Regions from separate parts of the Homo sapiens genome. Here regions 2, 3 and 4 are each linked to region 1. A link is a contact called in ENCODE Hi-C or POLR2A ChIA-PET data. All regions are on one chromosome and are shown on one strand. The core of a region is the stretch at or near the end of the contact, and the rest is flanking DNA. Distances in the headings are between cores, read along the strand shown. Region 1 holds the start of ZNF516-AS1 (ZNF516 antisense RNA 1). Region 2 overlaps ZNF407 (zinc finger protein 407). Region 3 overlaps ZNF407 (zinc finger protein 407). Region 4 overlaps TSHZ1 (teashirt zinc finger homeobox 1).

The links. Hi-C counts contacts between places; a loop is a spot of excess contacts on that map. ChIA-PET counts read pairs that join two places held with the same protein, here RNA polymerase II (POLR2A). Pooled maps may share reads with other maps.
Region 2: a loop to region 1 is called in a map with no recorded cell type, with 8 times the contacts of the local background. The contact joins the enhancer-like site here to the promoter of ZNF516-AS1 in region 1. A Hi-C loop is called at or near these places in 6 of 37 single-sample maps with no recorded cell type and 3 of 50 pooled maps.
Region 3: a pooled map shows a loop between it and region 1 (3-fold over the local background). The contact joins the enhancer-like site here to the promoter of ZNF516-AS1 in region 1. A Hi-C loop is called at or near these places in 2 of 50 pooled maps.
Region 4: a loop to region 1 is called in a pooled map, with 9 times the contacts of the local background. The contact joins the enhancer-like site here to the promoter of ZNF516-AS1 in region 1. A Hi-C loop is called at or near these places in 5 of 50 pooled maps. POLR2A ChIA-PET finds 5 or more read pairs at or near these places in 2 of 52 experiments (A673 and BJ).

What each region holds. Positions count from the first base shown.
Region 1 is chr18:76,488,900-76,494,258 of GRCh38, reverse strand. It overlaps ZNF516-AS1 (ZNF516 antisense RNA 1), which reads right to left and starts at 2,607. Exons shown (of 2, transcript NR_136504.1): 1 at 2,570-2,607; 2 at 341-1,502. The region is part of intron 1 of ZNF516 (zinc finger protein 516); the gene reads left to right. RefSeq lists enhancers at 1,086-1,225, 1,906-1,955 and a silencer at 2,616-2,705.
Region 2 is chr18:74,804,426-74,809,784 of GRCh38, reverse strand. All of the region lies in intron 4 of ZNF407 (zinc finger protein 407), which reads right to left. Among named protein-coding and RNA genes, the nearest start is that of ZNF407, 210 kb to the right of the region's middle. RefSeq lists enhancers at 2,607-2,656, 2,641-3,840. Within about 2 kb of position 2,929, at least 10 of the 41 ENCODE cell types and tissues checked have a DNase peak (open chromatin) inside an H3K27ac peak, as active enhancers do.
Region 3 is chr18:74,992,547-74,997,905 of GRCh38, reverse strand. All of the region lies in intron 8 of ZNF407 (zinc finger protein 407), which reads right to left. Among named protein-coding and RNA genes, the nearest start is that of PTGR3, 210 kb to the left of the region's middle. RefSeq lists enhancers at 2,158-2,657, 2,658-3,159. Within about 2 kb of position 3,270, at least 10 of the 41 ENCODE cell types and tissues checked have a DNase peak (open chromatin) inside an H3K27ac peak, as active enhancers do.
Region 4 is chr18:75,245,759-75,251,117 of GRCh38, reverse strand. The region is part of intron 1 of TSHZ1 (teashirt zinc finger homeobox 1); the gene reads right to left. Among named protein-coding and RNA genes, the nearest start is that of TSHZ1, 38 kb to the right of the region's middle. Within about 2 kb of position 3,162, at least 14 of the 41 ENCODE cell types and tissues checked have a DNase peak (open chromatin) inside an H3K27ac peak, as active enhancers do.

The DNA of each region.
Region 1 (5,359 bases), core at 1,358-3,857:
GACTGAATAGTTACGATCAGTATTTAGATTAAACCGCCTCAAGTTTTAACGAAACTTTGTATGAATAAGTTTGTTAAATGGCAGCCGAGTGGGGTATTTAAAAGCAGCAGTTTATGTGTGTGGTGAGGAAAGCCAGTGGACCCCCGCAATTAGGGACCAGAGGGAACCAGCCTTTTACCCGAAAAATGTGGGTCTGTAAGTCAGCCTCATCTATTATCAGCGTTAATAAGCTTCCCGCAGCAGACCGGGAGCTCTGGGGGCTGTGTGTGTGTCTTACTCATTCCGCTGATAAAGAGTCACCGGGTCTCCGGGTGTGCAAAGATCAACTTGCGCAGCCCTCTTTTTAAATATATTCATTCTGTGCTTTATTTAATCCAGATGCACAAAAAGCCATTTGCTGCTGCATTGTTGGTTTACATTTTTTGAAAAGGCGACTGGTGTAACCTGTGGAATTTGAAATGCAAATAAGAGCCTGTGGGAGTAGAGGCAGAACAGATCAGCATTTATAAAGTGGAAAAGATTTAATGTCTTTGAAATCATTGCAGGGGAAGAAACTGGAGGGGGAGTGTGATTTTTCAGGGAGTGAATTGTGACGTCAGGTCTTTTTGGAAAAGATGTTATTTTTAAGGTCTGAAACCCGGCTAGGTAAAGTGCTTACAGGAAAAACAGATTACAAGATTAACATCTGTTAACATGATCGTTTATCTCCAGCCAAAAATAGGTCAGTTCTTTCTTAAGGAAACACGATTGCTGGCGCATGCTTAAATAATAAAATCAAAACGGCGAGTTCATAAATTAGGAACGAGTGTTTGTTACAATCTGACCTGTGAAGAAACGTTTTTGAATTTCGAGATCAATGGAAGGTCAAAGTCCCTTTTCGGTGTAGAGAGCAACTCTTTCCCCTGCGTCGGCCCCCGCCCCCCCCCCCGCCCCCCGCGGAATGACCCCTCCTTCTTTCTCGGAGCTCCCTTTCCGCCTCCACTCCCTTCGTGAATTTCCCTTTCCATCCTTTGTGGAAGTACAAAATATATTTAAATGGATATCGTCTGACGCCTCCCTCCTTAAAGAAGGCAAACTCTGCGCAGATGGCTAACTTTCAGAGCTCTGCTGTTGTTTTACCATTAAATGAAACGGTAGGGAGGAGAGGAGGAAAAAAAAAAAAGGAAACAGCTTTGCGAAGTCTCCCTGCCCCCTGGGCGTGAGTGACGGCTCTGCTGGCCAATCCGCAGCGGCTTTCTCCATCCCGGAGGTAATTTGGGGTGTGTGTGTGAGCGCGCGCGTGCGCGTGCATGAGCCCATGTGTCTGCACACTGTGAAGTCTGGCCAGCCCCGCGCATCCGCAGGCTTCTGCATTTACACAGATGTGTGATGTAGACGTGGACACGCTTTTATTCGAGTCAGTTCGGCTACATGGGCACGCAGCAGCCCCCACGGAGCGCCTCCCCCTCCGAACGTTCTGTGAAGCATGGGGTTTAGAAGCACTTTCAGATTCAGGTCGGAACCTGCAGAAGGGGGAGAAAAGAGGAGGGCTGTGATTGTTTCTCAGCAACTGGGGACTCGAAACGTGCGGTTTCTCTGGCCTTGGTGCCTGGGCACGCGCGCCCTGGTGCGTTTTTGGTTCAGGTGATGATGGAACCCACTCGCCCGGGCAAAGCGAACTGAGAACGCGGATTGCTGAAACTGATGTGAACTCCGTAGAAAAGTGAAGGGCAGCATGTGTCTTCCAACTTCACATGTGATTTTCTCACTGGGAGTTGATGCCTAGTCCCTGGCAAATTCTAGAAGGTGAAGCGCTCGTGGCCAGTGAAAGTTCGGCTGCCCACCCGCCTCCTGAACGCTGCGCCCTGGCTGCGTCTGACCCGCACAATGGGCGTATTCACGGGCACAGCGCGTCACCGGCCACCCCACGCTTGCAGCTGACTTACTGTGGCACCGACTTTCTCAGGAATATCGGTAGTGATGTGTGTGGCTCGCGTAGTACGCACCTCGGGAAGCGTACGGACCCGACCTGAGCCGAGCAGCATCTCCGTGTAAATGTTGGAGACGCGGTGTCTTCCGGGAGCACCGCGGGGTTGCTGCGCTTCTGTACCCACCGGGATGGGGATGATGCAATGGAGAGGTTAAGGACCCACGTGCCCACTACCTCCCCGGAGACCCCTGCAGGGAGACCCCTGGGAGGGACCTCGTCCATGCGCGGGTGTGCCCGGCCACCAGGCCGCACCGAGGTCACCCGAGGGTCCGTGGGCGACCTTCGTCCTCCTCTTCTGCAGAAATCTAACTCGGTTACAAGGTAGCGTCCGACTCCGCGCCTTCCCTCCCACTCGGGCCATTTCCGCCCCCCAGCCCGAGTTCCACCCAATTCTGCCCCTCCCCAATCTCAGGAGCCGGCGGAACCGGGACTGGGCAGCCCTGGGAGGTGTCGTTGGATTAAATCATTCCTATTTCGGTGTGTCTGAGCAGCAGCGGCGCTGGGGCGCTACTGGGGGACCTGGGGCACGCGCGGCCAGGGGCCGGGGGCGAGAGCGCAGGGCGGCCCTCTGGGCTGGGGGCGGGTCGGGGGGGGACTCACCTGCCCGCCCCGGGGTGGGGGCGGTGGCCGCTTGTTGCTGGGCTGCCAGGAGGAGGGCCGTGGGCGGGGCGGGAAGGGGCGGAGAAGCACGGGGAGGGCCTGGCCCGCCGCCCCCGCCCCCCGGCGCCCGCCCCCCGCCCCCCGCCCCCGTCATGTGGAGCGGACGTCACACGCCTGCACTGTAACCCAAGAAGTGAAAGAGACGGACCCACAGCCCAACTTCGCACCATAACAAAGGCGGGGGTCTGTGCGGGCCGGGGGGCGGGGGCGGGCGGGGCGGGCGGGGGGAGCCGGCGGGGGCGGGAGCGAGGCCCGGAGGAGGAGAGAGGGGGCTGCGGGGGGAAGGGCAGGCCGCGGGGTTGGGGGGAGCGAGCGGATGGGGCTGTGGAGGGCCGGGGCCGGGGCCGGGGCCGGGGAGGGGGGCGGGTCCGGTCCGGAACTGGGGTCTGCGCGGGGCTCCGGGCCGGGGCAGGCGGGGGTCCGCGCGGCGGCGTGGACCGGGCTCCGGGGGCCGAGGCGCGGCGGAGCCCAGGTAATTGGTTTCTATTTTAAACTTCACTTTGTTCTGGCGGAGGTGGGGCGGTGGGAAAGGCGTGGCCCCGAGGACGATTACATAAGTGTTCACACCTGAACCGGTCCTGCGCCCGCGAGCGGATTTGGGGTGGGAGTTGGCGGTGGGCACCCGGGCTTGGGGCGCCTCGCGAGGGGCTGCTGCGTGGGGGTTTTGTGTTCTGCGTGTGTGACCTCACAGTGTCTCCGCGGTAAAGAGGCCGGGGATGGCTCTGTGGACTGCCTGGAAAAGCCCAGATGTGCCCGTGGGCGTTGGGCTGGCCTTCCAGGGGTGTCCCCTGCGTAACAAAGGACGGAGCCCTCGGACCCTCCGGTCCGCTCGTCGTGTGACTTAACCAGCAAGTCACAAAAGGAACTTTAGTGGGGATCCTACTTACACATACAGCAGAAAGGCATTGCCCCCGTCAGCCTGCCATGCAGTTTCGAATCTTGATTGAAGGTAATTTAAAAGCTGAGTGATGTACGTTCACCATGGGGCTATGGAGTAAATACTATTAAAGAAAATGACCCGAGTAGATGCAACGGTGGCTAGCCTCCCAAAAGGAGCTTTTCCAGCTTATTTTAAAAACCACCTTATTAATATGATTGAAGTATTTTGGTTTAGGGATGTGTTACTTAAAAGAGCTAGGCATGCATGTTATTTGATAGGATACTGGCTACTGCCGTGTAAAATAAAAAGAGCTCATTTTATCATTTGTTCCAGCTTCATTTTCACTTGCATTCTTTGATTATGTCGTCAGGTAACTGTTATTTATATTTACACAGACCAGCCAGAATTAAATATGCCACATACCACTATTGTGCATGGGTCTGAGAACCCCTCGCCCCCCCTTAGTAAAATTGGAGAGTGAAGTTGCGTAGGAGCCTGCCGTGGTGTCAGGGGTTTGAGAGTTGGGTTACTTGTAGGAGGACGTCTTTAATTTCACAGGAGTGACCCCCATGGCCATCTTGAATGGGCTCTGGGATGAACTGAATTCTGTGTAAGACTCACAAATATTTTGGTAATTGAATTTGAATTTTGGTGTGTTAAGGCACAAGCATGTCTAATGTTTTTCTTAATTCATTAGTAGGGCTTTGTTTTCTTAACATTTGCTAATTTGAATATACTGAAACACCAGAGCGCATTAACCTTCTAAAAAAATAATAATCCCGGTGGATCTGTAATAAAACTAACCAAGAGGAATGGGGATGCCTCGCTAGAATGAAACACAACACCAAAATAGCAGGTTTAGTAGGTACAGCTTTCAACAATGCAGAGAGATGGGAGTTATGCCTATTTTTATTTCTGAAAGCTTTTGTTTATTAGAATAATCTTTCCAGATGGCTTAATATCCTGAAATACACTAGATCAAGAACTTTAACTTTGAGAAATGTGTCTGCTATGAATTGTTGACACCCTGAGAATAGTTTACCTCACCAATGTTTTCCCATTGTTATCTGTAAACAACCTTCAGAGTCTACTAATTTAGAGATTTTATTTTTCCTGGAACCCTGAAGTCCTACATTTCTAACTTTTTTTTTTTTTTTTTTTTTGTAAGATGTTGTCCCAGAGACCAAAATTGACTGAAGGGAATGAGAGAGGTCTTTGAAAACAGGTCACAATGTGAAAAGCACTTTGTCTCCACTTTCATAAATGAAACTTTTAATTCCATTTACCTAACTTCCCCCTGCAAGGAGATATTTGAGTTTTATAAGTGAAGCATTTGATGTGATTAAGTTTAGCAACGTATGTGAAAAAGGAAAGGAGACTTCTGTAAAGAATACTTTGAAATGAGGTATACTCCAACAGATGGTTTTCAGTCTTACCAAATGGGGAAAAATGATAATGTGACCTAGCAATTTACGTAGAGTTTAGTCATGGATTATTCTTGAAAAACCAGTACTCAGTGTATTGGGTCGTTGTGGATTTTTATTTGTTCATTTTCCAGAATACGTATTGGTCTTATTTATAATTTAAGAGAAGGAATCTTTTAAAAAGAATTTGGTGGGAGTGGTTGTAAGTCTGACTGGAGACTGTGTTTAGAGTTTCAGCTGCATTATACCTTAATGCTGTAGAGATAGAGACTGAAATATAAGCTCACTGCGTTCTGCAGCAGGGAGCTTGTCCAAACGTGTGCACTTTCCTGTATAATATGCTTGTTTAAATGTTGAAGACATGCATTATTTTGTTTTTTACTCTATTTTGATTTAGGGGAAAAGGACTTCTGTTAATTACCTAAT
Region 2 (5,359 bases), core at 1,680-4,179, 1.7 Mb after region 1:
AGACCTCCATACACTCTAATGGTACATGGAGACTTTGTATGTATGTGCAAAGGGTACATAAGCAAGAACTGTTTAAAATTACCAATTCCTGATCTAGACTCCATTAATAATCTTTTGTATTATCGATAAGCCTAAGAAAGCTCTTGAAGTATAACCATACGCCAGTTCTTCTTAACCACCTATTTAACTCACAACTGCCTTTTCCTCACTTAACAGAAGAAAGGCATTCTTCTTGCCCATCATCTACCTTGCTCCAAAGTGGAAAAAACCACTGGGACACCAAAGAAACCATCATTATAAGAAAAACCTTCTTAAAATCAAGGAGCCATAAACTGAAACCTAGAGATTTCACTATGCACTTTCCTAGTTTGTACATATTTCTATAAAGAGAAAGCATGACATTAGGCATAGGGCACTTGGCCCAAATTCAGATGTTCTAAATTCAGGTATACTGCAAATGGGATGCTGAGAGTGACAATAACTTTTGCTTAACAATTTTTTGCCTTGTGAATCCCGAACAATTATCAACCAAAGATATCACTTCTAAATGAGAGCAGTGTAAAAGAAGAGGAGGAAAGAAATATTAAAGAGAGCAGAATTTCATTTCACTTTTGCATAAAATTGCATGGCGAAGATGCATGCCGGATCTAAGAGTGGGATTACCTGACGTTTTGCTGTTTTTTTTCGTAAAAGAATCCTGGGAAATAACTTGTTATAAATCATACCCTATCTGCAGTTTTACTATGCGAGGTAAGAAAAAGAGCACTCTTATTTACCCACGGTTCGGTCTGTGTTAGCTCCACATTGTTTATGATTTGGAGGAGGAGGAGGTGAAAAATTCTACATTTATTCCCCACAGACCAATATTACATCAGTAAAAGAAACATGTCTCTGATATAATTTAATATTTTTATTTTCTTCAAAGAGGAACATTACCATTAGCTTTTTTATTGGGTACTATCCTTTGACTAAATGCCCATGTCTATCAAAGTGATGACACTCAACAAGCACAAGCACTTCTCTATTTATTCATTCTTACCATGTACTCATTAGAATTAGATTAACTTTAAAAAAAATGTAATTGATCCTATCATAACAACATATACAATAGGTGAGCATATGTACTGTTTAAGCAATATAGCTAATAATCATTAGAACTCTATTTGTAAGCCCCACAATTATAGTATCTCAGTAACATTTACATTTACCATTATTTTCCATTAGACTTTCCCTTATTCTAGCAATAAATTTCATCCATAGACACAAAAATTGAAATTTAAAAATTTTAAAGTCTCAGTAAGTCATTCAATTCCAATACCATTATACATTTTATGCTTAATAATTATCAAACTCTTTATAGACTTTGTTGTTTCAATCGTTTTAATAGTAATTACAATAATCCTTTCTACACATTTTTAACACTTAGAGCTTTATGAGCAAAGATACTAAAATATAAAAAATGCTAAGTGCTGGCCGGGCGTGGTGGCTCACACCTATAATCCCAGCACTTTGGGAGGCCAAGGCCGGTGGATCACCTGAGGTCAGGAGTTCGAGACCAGCCTGATCAACATGGAGAAACCCCTGTCTCTACTAAAAATACAAAATTAGCCAAGCGTGGTGGCACATGTATGTAATCCCAGCTACTCGGGAGACTGAGGTAGGAGAATCATCTGAACCTCGGAGGCGGAAGTTGCGGTGTGCCGAGATCGCGCCATCGAACTCCAGCCTGAGCAACAAGAGTGAAACTCTGTCTCAAAAAAAAAAAAATGTGAGGTGCTGTGGCATACTCCTGTAATCCCAGCTCTTTGAGAAGCTGAGGTGGGGGATCGCTTGAGCCCAGGAGATCAAGACCAGCCTAGGCTAAACATAGTAAGACCTCATCTTTTATTTTTTAAAAATAAAACAATTAAAAAAACCTTACATCAATGTATGTGTCCGTGAGTATGTACTGATACCCAGAAATGATAAGATGATCATTAAAATATGTCCACATACAAATACAATAAAATCTGTGGGGGAAATAAGGGATGTGAGTTCAAGAAGAAAAACAAATTTTCTGACAGTTAAAGAACTTATTCATGTACTTTTAAATGAATGGACGGTGGGAATCAAATCATCATGGTGTTAACATTCTATTGGATACATTTTAAAGTGGTACAAATATTACTTTACTATGTCAATTTTTATTCTACACTTGAAATTATATCCTGTCCAACTTCTGTACTTAGGATGAAAATACTCAGTTGCCAACAACTGGGGCAGGGGATACAGAAGTTTGAAATACTATCATAGGGGAACTTGAGCACCATACTATAGCATAACTAGTGTGACTGTTCAAAGTCTTGCTTGCCCTGTGAAAACCTTCCCATGAATATCCATGCACAACGAAGACTACCTCCATGACTCTCGGGACCCTGCTCATGTCTCTTTACAAGCTGGCCTGTATGTGTGTTACAGCCACAGGACCCTCCTTCAGCACATGCAGCCCAACACTTTCAGTTCCTAATTCAGTTTCACTGTACTTTCTGTTCCCTCCACCTAGAATACTCTTTAATGCTGCCTTTCTCATCATTCACGTTCCTACTCAGCCTCAGAATACAGGGACTCTCTTTGCATTACTTCTTGCAAATAATGCAGGCTAATTTGCCCGAAAAGCCTTAAAAAGGCTTCAGAGGTGCCTACTGTAAACAATCTATCTACAATCACCTGTTGCTTCCCGTTATTATCTCCATGGCATCTACTGCTTTCTGAAATTATTTATGTGCTTCTTCACTTACTTTCCAGTTCTGCCATAACAATGTAAGCTCTATGGGTAAGAAGTGTTTATTTTGCTCACCACTCCATTCTTAGAACCTAAAACCATGCCATGCCTGAGAAAATTTTTGCTAAATTAATCATAGGTGTGAGGTAAAGGTGACTCATAGTCCTAGAATAGCTTCTACATGTCAAGCACTCTGCTGGGACACTTACTCAGTCTCACTCTATTTACTCCTTATGAGAATTTTCTAAAGGGAGTATTATTCCTTATATTTTTAGTTGAATAAACGGAGTTTCAGAGGTTAAGTAACTCGGACAAATTGCATCAGTTAATAAAATGGAGGTGACAGGATTTAAACTCAGGTACTGGATCTTAATCATCCTCTGCTAGAGCTTTATCCACTATGACATGTTGTCATTTTATTTCCCTTACAGTATTTTCATTTATCATCTTGTTTGATCCTCACAACAGTCCACATCTTATCATATCTGCTTTCCAGAAAATGAAACTAAGGCTCTGAGAGTCAAAAAGCTATGTCCATGGAAATAAAGCTACTTAGGGACCAACTGGAACTCAGGTCCTCCACCCCTGGCTCTCGCCTTCCTCCTACAACCCCCCATTGGCATAGGCTAAAGCAGAGATTGGTGAATTACAACCAGGTTGACAGGTGAATCAACTTCCCAACATATCACACTGTGCCACTGTCAAAAGCTTGAGAGTTTACAACTGCCACAGACTTTCTGAGATAAGATAAAGACAATCAACATTAGCCATACTAAGGAAAACCTAAGTAATCCTAAGTAAGGGGCGCGGCCTAGCCAAGGTGTGGGCCTGCAGTCACAGCAGGCCCTGCGCCATCCAGCCACTGCTCCAGATTTGGCAGGAAACCTAAGTGCACACGTGATGGCTTGGAGTTCTACAAAGTATAATCTTACTCGTTTAGTATTATTTTAAGATATTTTCCCAAGTTCTAGTGTATAAGGATAAATCATTTAAAAACTCAAGAAAATTTTTAACAAAAAGAGTTACATCACTAGGAAAAAAATGTATTGGAAATAGTAAAGTCTGTAGAATATACATCCATAAGCTCTTCCATTAAACAAAGAATGAAAGAGGACGAGTCGAGAAGTCAAGTAGGAGTATCTCAATTTTCTCACACAACGTAACATCTTCATTTGCTTGCACAATGCTCAAATCTGTCTTAAAACAATGAACAATGAATGACTTCAAAACATTATAATCAGTTCCAGTTAAAATTGCAGATATAATTTATACTGACTCTTGTCTCTACCTATACCAGGTGGAGACCCTTTAACAGATGGTGTTCATTCCCACCTAACAATGATCAAACAGCAACAGGAAAACTTTGGTTCAGTTTAACAGAAGTCAGGTCTCTACTCCAAAGTATCATAAATGTATTGATAACATTCTTATATTTTTACTCTTCCCATTATAAAAATAAAAAGTTGTGGGGAAAACAAAAGATAATTATGGAATCAAAAAATCAGATAATGCTAGATTTAACAGTATGCTTATGTTGCAGTCTGCTACTAGACAATTTGCATTGAAAATGTAAGTAGGTATTTATCTTTATCACTACAACTATAAATAGAAAAGTGTAAATCAGACTATTGTGACAGTTCAACTGGAGAATTTAGGAGCAGAAAGCAGAAAGATTTTCCGCAATATATGAGAAATTCAATTATTTACTTAGGCTTAAATCCAAAATGTAATCAAATCTTAAAAATGCAATCAAAGATTTTTAAATAGCAGAAGAGTAAGATGAAAGACGATTATTTTCATTATAGAAGTTCTGAAATGAAAGCCCAAGTAAAAAGAAAAAGGAAACACCTTCATCAAGGTGTGTGACTATGTTCTAAAATAGTCTTTCATCATACAAAAATGCACCTCCTATAACACAGCAGAACTTCAACATGGGGGGAAAAAAGAGGTCATTTTTTAAAGTAAACTGTTGTTATAAGGTAACTTTTAATTTGTGCACATAATGTCAATTGCTATGGTGAATGCACGTCGGGTCACTGAAACAACGGTAGCTGAATTCAGATGTGACCTGGCAGCCCAGGTGTTCAGGAAAAGTGCTGTTAACAGTGAGGATTGATGATCTAATCAAACTGTCACAGCCAGATCCTCGGCAGGGTGGTTGGAAGGAGGTGGAGGAGGATAATATTCAGAAAGCAAGCACATGCTTAGTGTTACTTTAAATTGATGCTGACATTTTCAATTGTGAAAAGAAATTTTTTCCTAAGTAATATAGGAAACAACTCGGCTAACCTTCCGGAGAATATCAGATAATCATGGTAGGTTGTGGTACAAAAGCTAACTTCTCAGAAATGTGAGCACATATGAAATACAAATAATCAGACGTTTTAGAGACTGGCTATAGTAATCAGCATTTTAATTACTTTCTGTTTTCTTAGATGTATAGTACCATTGTGATGAATATCCTCTCCACATACAAACAAAGCAATGTATTTAGCCTGGTATTTTTGCATCTGAGTGTGAAATTTTCCCAAAAGGGTACAAATAACCAAGATCCATGTGCTGATTAACGAAAGACTTCTCTGAAGTCATGTGTTAATT
Region 3 (5,359 bases), core at 2,021-4,520, 1.5 Mb after region 1:
TGATCAATTTAAGATTGAGTAGAAAAAATGTCTTCAAGAAATGGCTAGTATTGTGGATCAGAATGAGCATTTTTCGTTTTTAGACAGCTGGGTAAGCAGAGGTAGAAGTAAAAAAAAGTGACTACGCAGGAAGAAGAAGAGCAGGTTGAATCCACTTTTCACCATGAAACAAATGCTTAGAACCCCAGCCTTTATAGGAGAAGAAAATGGCCACAGTTGGCTGGTCATTTTCTAATGAGTCTGAAGGAAACAGCTCTGTCCCCAACATTCCAAAGTGCAGAGGGGTGATTTTAAAGTTCACCTGGAATGGTCAGAACCACTCCACGGACACATGGGCCCATGGACACAAAAAGGGCACAAGGACAAAAATCTCAAACATGCACATTTAGTCTTTTTATTTATTTTTTTTACTTAAGTTTTTGTTATGTCTATTTTTTCAAGAGGCTGTATTTTACGTCTGCGATGGGCCTGAACAAGCAGTTCCCTTTTCCTTTTGCTGGGCCCAGTAACTTTGTCAGGAGAGCCATCAGGCAGGTGCTAACTGCAGAGCTGCGAGAGGCCCCTAATTGTGAAGCCCTTACAAGGACTGAACCTGATCATTCACGGAACTGTTGAGTTGATGGGATTCGTGTAGCTGGTTATAAATTGATAATCTAAATTAATTCATTCAAGCAGAAATCGATTTTGTAACTCCTTGAGAGCTTGTAATAATGCTTACCTCCCACTGCTAGCTGCATTCTCTGTTTCATAAAGCTGGTCGGGAACAGCTGGATTCAGGTGACCTGCTAGCTCATTAAATCTGTTACACATGCCTTCTGGTAAATGATATTAAGCTGAAATGTCCTAACGTTGATTTTTTTCTTTAATTTTATGACAGAAATAACCTAATTTGTAACACAAAATAACAATCTCCTTGGATTACTTTGCCTTGCTAAAATATTTTATGCATTTTTCATTTACACAAAGGTAATGGAAAAACACTTAAACTATCTGTTATTTAAACCACAAGAGATATGTTACTGAAAGTCTGATAGCTACAAAAATGATTGTCTCTTCATAGTCTTTACTTTACATCTGTAATAAAAGGCAGACAATTCAATTCATTGGTTAGTAAATAAAGTACGATAGTTTTTATTTTATTTTCTCTGCCTTGCAAGAACTAAAATCAGATTGCTTTTTAAATTCATTTAGAAATAGGACTCATTACTTTCCTTTCCTCTTTCTAATCTAAAATGTCTAATGTCCATTCGGAACCTCACATTTTCTTCATCAGCAGAAGTTGTAACCTAATTCTACATCCCATATTCGAAGAATCACTTTCTGAGCTGCTCTCTGCCTGTGCACAAAGGTTGAATAACGAAATCAGAGCCCTGCCTTTTGTGCATCTGCGACTATTAAACACTTATTGCCGTTCACCTCCTGACTTCATTTCCTTTTTCTAAATACATTTTAAAATAAAAACACATCCAGAATGCCCAAGTAACACAGTTAAAATATGTCCTAAGACTGTAAGTAACCAATCATTTTTACTGCCATAATAAGTGATAAGCGTTTCTCAAATCAAGGAAGGTGACTAACTGAAACCCCAAACTGTCCACCTTAAATGCTCTTATTCACACAGGAGGCCAGAGTCATCATTTTACAGCCTCAAAAGCCACCGCTGTGAAAAACTAAGAAAATGCTTGTTGGCGCCTGCCTCATCTAGTAGGATTTACCTTACGGAAGCTGCCTTCTCTGTTTCATAAAGTCCTGCCTCCGTTTTCAGCGGGCTGATTAACATAAAATCCTACTATTCAATTTGTAAACATTTCAATACTGAACACTATTTGTTTAGTATTAAAACCAAACTTGAGTAGTTTTCTAGATATGATACCTAATGCTGAGTTTATCATGTATTTTGAAAGAATTTACTTTAAAAGCTTCCAAAGACCATGTATTCACATCACAGTGGTTAAAACTGAATTTTAATATATTAAGAATACATGGCCTTATAATCCCAAGCTTCTAACAATTCTAAAAATTCTCAAAGTAAAAATAACAAAACCACTCACTCTGAATGCATATAGATTTCCCTGATCTAACACAAAGTTGTCTAAGGAAAAAAGCAGAGCCAAGCACAAGTCCCTCGGTATCTCTTAAACAAGAAATGGTAGCCTCAGAGCACAGCCGAATGAACTGCCCAGAAAAAGACAGAGGAAGGGCCCAGCATTGTCACCCTCCCTTCTGCCTCTCCCACCAAAGCCTCTTCCAAATGATTTCATTAAAAAAGATTAAGACTTCATTGATAATAATCTAGAAAACAGAAAGAAAAAAGAAATATAACAAATGCACAGTGAGACAGAGCTGACCCAGAGCTACAAACAGCACGGTCAGCAAAATAATTTAGGAAGCGAATAAAATACTATTTTCTGTGAGGATCAGTGTTAAGGTTTCTTTGATAGCCTAATGCTTTTTTTAGAACCTGCCCACTTCACAACTGGTCCACCCACACTGCAACCCAGTGTAGGATCGAATCACCCTCAGCTCGGTTACTGCAGTAGTCTCTGAACCTGTCTCTTGGCTGCCCCTTTTGTGACCCTCTGGCCACTCTCCACACAGCATCCAGAATGCTGTTTACCATGGATGTGGTCTCCTTTAGCCCTAAGGTGCCACGGCTCCTGGCACACTCAAATCGCCCAAGCCAGGCCCTGCCGTTCACACTTGCCCCTGCAGTCACGCAGATCTAGCTCCACTGTCCTTTACATTCCATGAATTTGCAAATATAAGTCAGCCTTCGATAAATATTCAATTAGCAACATATTCAGGATGTGAGTCATTTCAGGGTGTCAAACTGTTTTTTCACACAGGAAGTCAGAGAAAGAAAATACATACATTGAGTAAAGATTTCTAGCCTGCTTAAAATGAATACAGCTGCAGAACCACGGCTTGTCACTTCTCTAACATTTGGACACCATTTCGTCTCCTTGAAATTTCGTTGCTTTTATGTCTAGATAGTTGATAAATCAATAATAAACTTCTTCCACCCTCATCAATTGTAGAAAAAAATCTCAACTCTGTCTTCAAAGTCACTCCCAGAATTCTGTCCACACTGTGCTGTGGCCGCTCACTGCCCACGAGTGCCCTCCCCGGCCCTTTCCATCATCTATTCTTCCTGTCGCTGGGTCCTGAGTGCCGCTGCCGTCTTTTGCATATGGTTTCCTGGTCATAGGACACGTGTCCAAAGTGAACTGCACTGTAATACTCCCTACCGTTTGAGAATCTAAACATGAGCCCTGCTCTCTGCACAGATGGACACACACCAGCAGGGACAGTCCACATTCAGGGTCGAACTGCCTCCCCTTCTGCCACTGGCCTCCTTCCTGACTGTTTGCTTTAAACAAGGATGCAGACTTTCCAGACACAATTTCTCTGGAAATGTTCATTTTCATCACTTCTGTGGCTCTTCCCAGTTATTTCCTCACAGGAAATTTGCATGCTTTTCAGCAAACAGCCCTTTGACACAACCTGGATCTTGATCTTATTTTTTGTAACTTTTTAAGCGGAAATAATGTCAAATTTACAAGTTGCAAGGATGGCACAAAGAACTACTCTCTTATACTTTTATCTCATTGTAAATGTTTTACAGCATTTATCTACTCTTTCTATATATACACATTTTTTTTTTATGAGCCATTTGGGAGTAAGCTGAAGAACTGATGCTCTTTTACTCATGAATACTTGTGAGCTTCCTATGAACAAGGACCTTCTCTTACACAGCCACAGAACAATGCACAAAACTGTGGGATTTAAAAATGATACACTAATATTCTCCAATCTACAGACCTTATTCTAATTTCATTAGATGTTCCAACAATGTGGTTTATAGCAAAACAGATAAAAGAAGAAGAAATTCTGGCGCAGGGTCCAAACCGGACCACAGCATTATGTGGCGTGTCTGTGAATCTCCTTTATTCTGGAATAGTGCACCAGTCTTTGTCTCTCACACTTCAGTCACTTATTAAAATACACGCCAGTCATTTAGAAGAATGTTCCTAAATGAGAGCTTACCTGATTCAAATTGTTTTTCTGCATCTTAAATTACAAAGTATTTTTCCATATCCTATACCCAAAGGAGTGTTCACCATTTGAACCATTTAAAGCCCAGCCCTAAATACAGTTTTCTGACGAGCTTTCCTTAGATTAGGGAACACTGTTAACTATTACTTAATCGCTGCGTATTTTTTTGTTTCTTAACAGTTTAGCTTCAAACATTTTTTAAAACCAACCTTACTGAAGTGTAATTTATAGTCAGTTAATTGGATACACTTCTAAGTGTATAGCTCAATGAGTTTTGACACATCTACTCACCCTTGTAACCACCACCACAAATAAGATATAGAATAATTTCATTACCCTCAGAATTTTCCTGAGGTCCCCTGTCCCAGCCCCAGGAAAACACAGCTCTGGCTTACAACCCTATGGATGAGAACTGCCTGTTGCGGCTCGGGAAATGAGTGGAACTGCAGAGTGCACTCTTCTGTGTCTGCGCTTTTGCTTAGCACACTTTTGAGACTCATCCATAATGTAGTGCATCCATAGTGCCTTCATTTTTATTGCTAATACTCCATGTTACGGATGAATTGTCCATTCATCTGCTGTTGATGGGCACTAGAGTTATTTTTAGCTTTTGACTATAAATAGCTATTATAAACATATAGAACTATCATAAATATTCATATATAAATCTTTGCATGAATATATGCTTTTTGCTTTTATCCCTTTTGGGTAAATTCCTAGGAGTGGAATCGTTGGGTCATATGGTAAGTAAGTATATGTTTAGTTTTACAGGAAATGGCTAAACTGTTTTCCAAATTGGCTGTACCATTTTTACAGTACTACCAGCAATGCCCAACAATTCCAGATGCTCCTCCATGTCCTCACTAATGTTTGGCATTCTTAAGTCTTTTTAATTTCAGTCATCTTAGTGGGTGTGCAGTGGCATGTTATTATAGTTTTAATTTTCACGTTCCTAAAAACTGGCGATGATTAGCATCATTTCATGTGCTTTTTGGCTGCTTAAATATCTTCTTTTGCTTATTTTTTGTTTGAATCTTTGTCTTCTTAAAATTGAAGTGAGAATGTTCACTCTTTTGTGCCCATCCCAAAAATCACTGTGAGACTTCTATGCAAAGGGCCTTGTCACAGTTTTCTGCAAACAACAACACTTGCCTTATTGCAAATAAACAAACTCCAACTGTCCCAGGGGAGACCCCTCACTGTAGTTTTCTCTTCGACAGAAGTCTGAAGGTCCACCTTCCGTGACGCTCACAGCCCTTCTTGATGTCATCCAGCTCTTATCCACGAATCCTCAGCTCACCAT
Region 4 (5,359 bases), core at 1,913-4,412, 1.2 Mb after region 1:
CTTCAGTAATTGACTTTACCAGTAAAAAGAAATAGAAGAACACACTGACAAAAGCAAAGTAATTTTTTAAAAGATCCTACAAAAATAGGAGAGTGTGGTCTAAATAACTCCTGTGCATGGGGTTAACTACTACACTCATTGCAAAGAGGCATGTCCCCGCAAACACGCCCGGGGCTGGTACATCTTGAGGGCACAGGCACTGAAATAGGTGTCGGGGGTCTTCAGACCACCCTTCGTCGGCTGCAGAACTGCGGCCAGGCCTCCGCCCTCCCACAGGCACCGAAGGAATCGAATCCATCCTGGACCCTCGTCTGTGCCAGGACATCAAGCCACTGTTGACCCAGTCCCGCTCTGGGTGACCTGTGGCCTTCATCCCAGACCCATCCGGACGGTAAAGGCCCGGCCCACGAGCTCTGCTAGCACCTCATGCTCTCAGAGGGGAGATGCACTCAGCCCTGCTTTCCCCGGGCCAAGGCCGTTCCCGGGCTCAGTTTCCAGGAAGCGGGGACCTCATGCAGGTGCTGCCATGGGCACTGGCTGAGCCGACCCTCTACCGCCTGGCTGGCCCAGCACGCTGCAGGCACCCCGGACCCTGGGCCAGCCCGCACCGCCCCGTCCACGTCCACGCGGGGAGGGCAGGAGGGCTTGCGCCCACCCTGGCCCCTTGCTGCAGGGAGGACAGGCCGCCTGCCAGCTACAGAGCGGGACGGAAGGGAGAGCCCACAGGGGGAGGCAAAGCTTCTAGAAAACACTGGGGACTCTGCGGGGAGAAGCTCCTGCCGGGGCTGGGCAAGTGGGGCGAGGGTGTGGGCGTGGAGCGTGGAGGCTGGGAGAGTACCCTTGCGACTGGGGACAGGGAAGAGCCTGGCAGGGCCAGCCAGGAGGTCACCCCACTCACCTACAGCAGGGGTGAGATGGGGAGGTCACCCCCCCACCTACTGGAGGGGTGAGAGGGGGAGGAGGAAGTCACCCCCCACCTACTGCAGGGGTCAGACGGGGAGGTCATGCGTCCCCCACCAACTGCAGGGATGAGGCAAGAAGGAGGAAGTCACCCCCACCCCCCACCTACTGCAGGAGGAAGGCAGGAAGTCATGCGTCCTCCACCTACTGCAGGGGTGAGATGAGGAGGTCATGCGCCCCCCACCAACTGGAGGGGTGAGACGAGGAAGAGGAAGTCAACCCTCCCACCTACTGCAGGGGTGAGATGGGGAGGTCATGCACCTCCCACCAACTGCAGGGGTGAGGCAGGGAGGAGGAAGTCACCCCCGCCCCGCCTACTACAGGGGTGAGGTGAGGAGGAGGAAGTCATACCCCCACCTACTGCAGGTGTGAGGCAGGGAGGAGGAAGTAACCTCCCCCCACCTACTGCAGGGGTGAGGTGAGGAGGAGGAAGTCATACCCTCACCCCTACCTACTGCAGGAGTGAGGCAGGGAGGAGGTCATACGTCCCCCACCTACTGCATGGGTGAGTTGAGGAGGAGGAAGTCACCCCCACACAACACACCTACTGCAGGGGTGAGGTAGGGAGGAGGTCATGCATCCCCCACCTACTATAGGGGTGAGATGGCGAGGAGGTCACCTGCCCCTACCTACTTCAGGGGTGAGATGAGAAGGAAGTTACCTACCCTTCCCCCCTACCAAAGCCACCCCCATCCACTGCAGGAGTTAGATGAGGAGGAAGTCATCTGTTCCCCCCACCCACCCGCCTGCACCCTGCGCCACCTACTGCAGGGGTAGGGCAGGGAGAAGGCCAGCTGCCCCCACCCGCCACAGGGGTGAGAGCGATGCAGAGCCACAGGGCATGATCCTCTCCCCAGGACCCCGTGGGGGCAGGCGAGGCACCCAGGGCTCTCAACCCGTGTGGCTCCGGGGTCTCCACCAGAGGAGTTGCAGGAAGACCACTAGGAAGGATGTGTGTCTGAGCAGCCTGCCCGGGTAGCAGGTGGGGCCTGGGTGGCCGCAGGGACAAGGGACAGAGAGCAGCCACGGCCTGGAGCCCAGAGCCCCGGGTAGGCAGGAGGGCGGTGAAGGACCTGGCTTTCCCCCAGTAGCCCAGGGACCACAGTGGCCCAGATCTGGGGCTCCCATCCAAGCCTCTCCACCCCAGGGTGCCCGGCTCAGGCCCCGCGTTAGGAAGCAGACACCTGGGCCTCCTCCCACGCGGAGGTGGCTCGCCTGGTACTGCTGCTGGTGGGTGACCCTATGGCTTCACGGCACACCAGCTTCTAAATCCTTGCCTCTGCGGCTATTTCTAACCGTTCCCCCACACAAGACTTAGCAGAGCGTGCAGACACCACAGAGGGTAATTAAACCATCACACTCGCAAAGCTGGACGCACAGGCAAACACATGATGTATTGTTAACAGCAAGTATAATTAGGCAAGTAAACGTATATCTATATGTCATAGTTAACTGAAACATTAGCTTCCAATAAACGTATAAAATGGATTCCAAATGAGGGGAAAAATTTCTTTTAGAAATTTGTGGTTTTCTATTTTCTTTCACTTCAACTCTCCATTAATGTGGGCCAATTAACTGTCAATTGGATTTACAAAAATGTGTTTACATTTTCAGCCCCATATTTGTGAGTTCAGCATTACTCAGTCTATCTTACGATAAATAACCCTTGGATTATGTATAATGATAAGAGTATCTAAACAATCACAAGGTAATGCCTGAAATACACACGAAGGTGAGCGTGAAGGAAACATGTGGGCCACAGTCTAGGACTTTCCAGATGAACCTGAGGGTGAATACACTTCGATCACCTTCCACAGGCAACTTCATCATATGATATTTCTGAAGGGAAAAAGTCTTCAGTAAAAACAGAATTATTAACTTGCGCCAGAATCAGAACCTTATACTTGAAGTAGAATACAATTACTGAGGCCACTGATATTATGACAGAGCTACATTGCTATCACTGTCTATAAACATGATGAAAGTCTTGTCTGCCTGATGGATACAGTTTCCAGTATGAGAAACATTTTTGTAAGCTCACATATATTTTTCATATATAGCCTCAAATAATAGTTCTAGATGGCTTCTATTGTTCCAACCTCCTCAAAAAAATTATTTGGCTAGTGCGCTTATCTTTATATTTGAGAAAACAGTGCTTTCTTACTGTGGTTTCTGAATGCACCGGAAGCCTAGGATTTACTTTCACTTTGCCTGCACTGTGGCTCTGAATAAATAAAATCTTTTGCTATCACCCTTTCCCACTAAAATGAACAGGAAGTAAAAAAAAAAAAAAAGTAAGGTCTGAACATTTCAAATAAATACAGCAACAAGTATATTTAATGATAAGGTCACTGATATTTTTCACACTTCAAAAGAAGGACAAAGCTGTGCTTCTCTGCTGTGGGTGAGTGTGTGTGTGCTCACATATGAGTGTGTGACTGCTCCTCCGTCTCTCCCTTCTAATTATACCAAATACGGAGAACACTGGAAAAATTACAAAAATGGCTTCACCTCTATCTATATCAGAAAATCGCTTTACTGCAATAGCATTAAAAATGTAGGCACCAGTTCTCATAAGCAGAATGAGGGAAACAGTGTTTTCCAAAGTGAAATTTCAGGGAATCGTTCTTTTCAAAGTAAGATAACTTAAGGGGCAAGGCAATTCACGCAACTGAATCTAGCATCTGTTTTAAGTCATAAAGGCCATTACATTTTGTGGGTTGTGCAATTTGCTGTTTAACCAACTTTCTACAAAAGCATGGTGAAATGGCATATTTAAAACCAAGGGCAAAGGGACTCCACTCACTGAGAGAAGAGGCACAGCCCCCCCTGGCAGGAGCAGTGTGGCCCTCTGGGGTACCTCTCCCAGCAGCAGGCCCACCGCCTCAGCCCTGACCGCATGGCCTGCTCCTGGCCATTCCACCTCCTGTTTTATCTGTCAGAAAACACTGGCATTTGGTGAAGGTGTACGGTCGGTGGTGGGTCGATGCGGCAACTGAAAAGAAACTACAGCCTAGGGCACTTCCAGTTCAGCAACCCTGGGTAGCAATGCCTACCAAATGCTCTTCCTGAACAGAAAATTATATCTGGGTGCCTCCATTTGCTCGAGCAAAAAGATTATTCAGAAATCATATATACCACCAAAACACTGCAGGCTCAAACTTGGAATAAATCCTCCACTCCCGCTCCCTCTACAGCATTTTCAAGCAGGGCTTTAGTACTCCATTATTGTGAATGTTCTTTGGCCCACAGCAAAAAATATTGACAAAATTCTGCTTTTAAGACAGTTATTGTCTCTGTCTACTTGATAGCAGCCTTCAGAAGTTCACCTGCTAGCATTAAATTCTTGAGTTTGGGTGAAAGGAGAGAAAATTTGCCACATCTCAAGCTCTTCTGCTGTAGCAGCAGCAAATCAAATTATTCTTTCAATTAAACTAGCTTTGTGCCTAAAAACAAAAAAAGGCCACAGGCTTTCTTCCCCCACACAGAGAACTGAAGCCATCACCCCTTTAAACCCCATGACTTGAGCATGATCTCCACGGCTTAGTATTCTTGGATAATACAGCTCATAAAATTAAATCTACTCTCAGAGATTTCACTTATCACTGTGTGCTGTGAGCTTGCAGGCAATCAAGGGATCAAGAGTTCTGCACTGGGGTGTGTTTTGATGGACCTGATACAGGGATATGACCTACCTCTCTCTTTCTCTCTGACACACACACACACACACACACACACACACACACACACACACCAGAAACCAAAAACACCCCATCAGAGGTTGAACAGAGAACCAAGGCCCCCATCGTCATCCCCACTGCCCTGAGATGAGAAGAGACGCTTCCCACTATGAAGCTCACAGGACTTCCTCACCTTTGCCACACACGTTAGCTACATTTTAGCACTAAGACAAGCCCTGAACAGTGCATGCATCTGGCCAATTTCCTTCCAAAGAACTGGAGCTGGTCTTTCGTAGGAAATGCCCAACTAACAAATGCTCTGTTTGACTTTCTTTTCAAAATGTTGGCTTTCAAGAAGCAAAACGTGAAGCGCAGGTCTTGGTTGAATCCACGCTGATAAGGTAAAGGCGCTTCGGTGCTGGTGACGTGCCTGGAAGGGCGGTGAGGTGGTGTTTGCTGGGGGAGAGGGGAAGCCCGCTCCCCTGGCACTTATTTGATTCAGAGCATTGTATTTGTGGAAGTCAAAGCCAAGTGCTAACCAAGATTTAACACTAAGACTAATCAGAACAACACTTAGTACAAGAAAACACAACTTTTTTTCTGTTATGGTACATAGAGTGGGCATCCATTGAGAACTTGGCATCTTTTGTTAAGCACCATGATTATGAATAATTTATGATAGAAACTGACAGTGACTTTATCACAAAGCTGTGGATGGA